2 separate regions of the Homo sapiens genome follow, and region 2 is linked to region 1. A link is an interaction called in ENCODE POLR2A ChIA-PET data of the cell type or tissue named here. Cell type or tissue: endothelial cell of umbilical vein. All regions are shown on one strand.

Evidence for each region. ChIA-PET counts read pairs that join two places held together with the same protein. Peaks named below come from ENCODE experiments on the same cell type or tissue, not always from the same donor. Only the 100,000 strongest peaks of a DNase experiment are listed, where the experiment ranks them.
Region 2: POLR2A ChIA-PET joins it to region 1 with 7 read pairs; 2 of 35 experiments call an interaction of 5 or more read pairs at or near these places.

Annotation. Positions count from the first base shown.
Region 1 is chr4:182,603,947-182,606,446 of GRCh38, forward strand. The region is part of intron 4 of TENM3 (teneurin transmembrane protein 3); the gene reads left to right. Among named protein-coding and RNA genes, the nearest start is that of DCTD, 310 kb to the right of the region's middle. In endothelial cell of umbilical vein, no CTCF peak of the experiment used is centred here; DNase peaks (open chromatin) are centred at 435 and 1,195; H3K27ac peaks cover 2,416 bases.
Region 2 is chr4:182,713,945-182,716,444 of GRCh38, forward strand. It overlaps TENM3 (teneurin transmembrane protein 3), which reads left to right. Exons shown (of 28, transcript NM_001080477.4): 13 at 143-289. Among named protein-coding and RNA genes, the nearest start is that of DCTD, 200 kb to the right of the region's middle. In endothelial cell of umbilical vein, no CTCF peak of the experiment used is centred here; no DNase peak of the experiment used is centred here.

The DNA.
Region 1 (2,500 bases):
GGTTACAAAATGGCATGTAATAACCCTTGAAAATCTCAGTGATTTGTAGACTTACAGTTTATGTGAATTGCTGGAAAAGGCATAAAAGGATTTTCTACTTTGTCCTATATGTTTCAGTATAGCTATCATTTTGATTTATTCAAAAGCATTCTTTTTCACCAGGCAGTTTCTTGCTTCCATAAAAATGTTTATTTCCTTTCTCTAATGAATTTAACATTTGCTCCTGCTGGAGACAATCAATGTGACTGTGTACTGTACATTCCCACTCAGTGAATAGAATACTTCTGGTCTATAATCTCCAGTGACTTTCAGATCTCCTAGAGTCACACTGAGATCCAAAAATGCCTTTGCAGTTCATAAGCATCTCCTTATTATGTCATCATTTCCTATTAACAATCGGTCCCTATGTATAATACCAAGTGCTTGCTTACAATTTTCCTGAAAATTCCTTTTCTTTGAGCTCACTATTTGTTATACTTTGGATTATTCACTTTTAGGGCATTGGAGAGCCTATAGCTTGCCCTTTGTTTATTTTATACTTCAGCTGCTTCAGTATGTAATAATAGCTGCTACAAGAATACAGAGCAGCTGAGCAAACGCTTAGAATTGGCCCAGTACAGCAGCAGCACTTAAAGGTATGGTACAGTAACTCTCATTGAGAAGCCTTGTCCTTCAGCAACTGTAAAGTTAATTGCCTGCAAGTTCCTCATTTATATACGTGAATTAAACAGCTTAGTAGTTACCTATTAGATGTTAACAAAACGGTTCATTTGTAGCCATTTAATAAAAGATTTATTAAAGTCTTGTTTTATTATGAAGCCTACTTTGGCATGGATAGTTCATTAGTTATGTTCCCATAGCTTTTTACCTTCTAGTTCAGTAATGCTTTGCTAATTATTAATGTATGAAATTGCATATTAAATTGCCTCTTTATTAGTGCATTTTTTATTTCAATATTGAGATGTCTTGAGCCGCATTAATGTGAGATCAATTGTTAACGTCGTTAAAAAAACAGAATACCTAAACAGAGATATTGTTTACTAAACTAAGATATGATACTTTTTTCTCTTTTTATCTTCTTTAAAATGGTTGTAGGGAAGGTAAAAACAGTCATACACACACCGGGTCTGAGTCAGCCTTGCTGACGTGTGTCTGCATCCTATATGGGGTAGCTTTCCTGCCCCAGAGGAAACCTTTCCCAGCTGAAGAATTAACCTCCACCCACTTACTGATAACTAATAAACTACCATTAGTGAGGTAGTAAGTAGTGGAATCCTCCGTAATTAAAGATACAACTTCAAGTAAAATATGCCTGGGAAGGTAGCTCGATGACTAAGGTTGACTGACTGATGCTGATGCCATATGCTTTTGTTAAAGACAGCTTGGGGAGACACAGGGTACCTGTGGGGAAAAGGAATATTACTGAATATGGAAAAGAGGTCCAAAAATGAAGAACCTAAGGTTACTTAACAAAAATTTCAAAATTGGACCTGGGCCAATGGTAGGAAATTCTTAAAGTTTCACCATCATCATTTATTTAAAAAAAAAAAAAAAAGGGAAAGTCAACTTAAATTATATACTAATGAATAGTAAAAAATCACTTGGATTCTAAGTCTCTTAAAATATGGCACCTTTTATAACTTAGTATTTCTTAAGAGGACTAGGAAGGGATATTGTTTATTTGTGAGAATGGGAAGAAACATGAAGAGGGAGATATAAAGTTCAAGAATTTGCTGTGTGCTGTTAATATTTAAGGCCTATTTCAAGCCCTGGCTAAAAAAACCTTTGTCTCAGAGAGAGGAGGATAATTGAGGAAGCTATTGTAAGCTTAATTCAGTGCCTAAGCTCTGTGGTGACCATATAGTTCATTACTAAAGCCAGGACACTTGCAGAGTGAGAAGGGGCCATATCAACAGTTACCCTGGAATTGCAGCATAAACTGATAGCTGTACCAGGCAAAGAGGGACGTGTGATTACCACACTAAGTTTTATTTCCAAGAGTAAAGTTAATTTTAAGTCCAAATTTTCTTATGCCTTAGATAAATAAGAATAAGAAATCAAACGAGAAAGGCAGGTTGAATGCAGGTAAGGCTCCAGACTTGAACATTTCTAATAGTTTCTATTGCTAACTTAGAGCAAATATTTAAACTTTTATTGACCCCCTTCGCAGAAAAAGCTTCTATTGGCCTCCAAAATATGTAGCTCCTAAAATAATACTTAAAATATTTGTCTTAATTTTCTTCTCAGAGTTTCAAGAGAACACTTATCACAATATCAAGAGAACAAGAGGTAGCAGGCCGGGCGTGGTGGCTCACGCCTGTAATCCCAGCACTTTGGGAGGCCGAGGCGGGTGGATCACCTGAGGTCAGGAGTTTGAGACCAGCCTGGCCAACATGGTGAAACCCCGTCTCTACGAAAAATACAAAAATTAGCCAGGCGGGGTGGTGGGCACCTGTAATCTCAGCTACTTGGCAGGCTGAGGTGAGAGAATCTCTTGAAC
Region 2 (2,500 bases), 110 kb after region 1:
GTTGCTGTTTCTATCCATGTGCAATTACAGTATTTGTGCTGTTTATAAAGGCCTGTTCCCACTAAGTGTCCCTTATCTGTTTATTTTAGGTGCAAAAACTCAATACTCAAATCACTGGTGTTTTCCTTCTTTGTCTCGACAGAGGGTTGTCCTGGTCTGTGCAACAGCAATGGAAGATGTACCCTGGACCAAAATGGCTGGCATTGTGTGTGCCAGCCTGGATGGAGAGGAGCAGGCTGTGACGTAGCCATGGAGACTCTTTGCACAGATAGCAAGGACAATGAAGGAGGTAAGAAATACTGAGCATGAACACGAGTCTGTGCCAGAGCACAGGTTCGTAAGTGACAGTGAGTACATAGATATCTGTTGCCAAAAAAAAAAAAAAAAAAAAAAAACCTGATCCCCATCGATTAGATTGATTGAAAAATGTATGAGTGCTGATAGAATGATTTTGCTCTCCATTTTTCCTGAAACAAATGCAAGATTATTATCATTCAGGGAAAAGGCAAGGTAACCAAGCTACTGCATAATGTCCATTGTTCTCCATTCCTTTTCCTGGTCCCCAGGTGACTCTTCTCCTCAACCACAGTATTTAGGGCTCTGTGAATTGGGAGCTCCAAAGCAGTATTTTAATAACTGACATTCCAAAAGATGCAAAGAATTTTCCAGCCTCTTCTGTTGAAAGGCATGGATGGAAAAAAACAAAACAGTAACAGAGAACAGTCCCCTGGATGCTGTACTCTAGTGACGTTTTATCCTTAACTTGATACTCGGTTAAAAAGATGGTGAGATTCCACCCAGTTGAAGCCCTTGGTTAAGAATAATTATTTTCACCGTTGACCTCAGCCTCCATGTACTGTATTTTAATTTCAGGGAATAGAGTGAGAGTTGGTGATTTCCTCTCCAGTGATGGAATAGTTGGCCCTGATAGCTGTTTTGTTTTGTTTTTTGTTTTTTGAGATAGAGTTTCGCTCTTGTTGCCCAGGCTGGAGTGCAATGGCACGATCTCAGCTCACCGCAGCCTCCACCTCCCGGGTTCAAGTGATTCTCCTGCCTCAGCCTCCCGAGTAGCTGGGATTACAGGCATGTGCCACCACACCTGGCTAATTTTGTATTTTTAGGAGAGACAGGGTTTCTCCATGTTGGTCAGGCTGGTCCCAAACTCCCGACCTCAGGTGATCCGCCCACCTCGGCCTCCAAAGTGCTGGGATTACAGGCGTGAGCCACCGCACCCAGCCAGCTGTTCAGTTTTGACATAGCTTTAGCGCTGCATTTTTAGGAGGGCTGTAGTTCCTATCCGGGCCTCTGTGGACACTTGCCACGTGTGTTAGGTTGTGTTTCCCTGCCACTCCACCAGCCCCAACCATTCTCTCTGCTCTTTTTGAGACTGTGCACATGGATGATAAAGCACTGGCTAGAGTGTAGGTTTTGGAGCAGACACATCTTCACTGAACCATGTAGTAATCATGTGACCTCAGACAAAATCTGTAATCACTTTAACCTCAATTGCCGCATCTATAAAATAGGAATAAAAGAGTTTTTGAAAGGATTAAGTGAGAAGATGCATGTGAAGTGTGTAGCATATTGCCAGGCACAGAGCCTGCTCTAAGTAGCAGCTATTATTATCCAGTTTCCCTTCTTTGCTTTCAAAAGTGCTCATCTTGACTAAGTGAACTTCATAGAAGGTTGTCAGAGAAGATTGAATAGCCTTTGCCTTTCTATACCTATAGAGGGCCTCAACTACTATTCTGTAGGAAACAGAGCGACCAGAACCAACCCCTCAACCTCCCTTCCAACCCAAAACACACACACTCACACACACACACAGAGACACACATACAAGCAAGCCTGGGCCGACAGTCATTCTCAAAGCAAATGTTACTTGTGTCTTATCCTTCCGACAAGGTGCTGCAATTCTCTCCTTTAGTTTCTAGCAGACTGTTCACTGTTTTCTCTTAACTTGGACAGTCAAGAAACTTGAGCCACAAATTCTGAGCTAAAGCCTTTCCTTCCTGCTCCGGATAGATTTAGGTGGCCCGTAGCCTTCACAGCTTTTCCTGCTTAATAATACCTTGTTGCCTCTGACTCCTCTTAACTGTGTGCTTTATAGACATGGCAGCATTAATCCTCTCAAAACCACAGTACAGATGGCTCCTCTCTTCGTTACTTTCCCCCAAAGAACCCCCTACTCCAATGTTGCTATTGCCTAGGGAGGAAGGAGAGCTTCTCTTTCTCCTTGATCATATAGTTCAGATTTTGCTTCTAAGAGAAGATTGCACTGAGGAGTTTACAGAGTCTCTCAGAGGGAAGCGGGCTGCAGGACCAAGTCTGCAGAGACACTGCCGAGTAATTTAGGGGCTAATCAACTCTTTAGTGGTATTATCAGCTAAAGAGGTTTTTCCTTTTCCTCAAAATTTATCAACTGTGAATTGGCCTCATTCCCCTTTGTTTATTCTGATTAGCATGAAACTATGCTATCTCTAGGCTCCCCTCTCGGAGG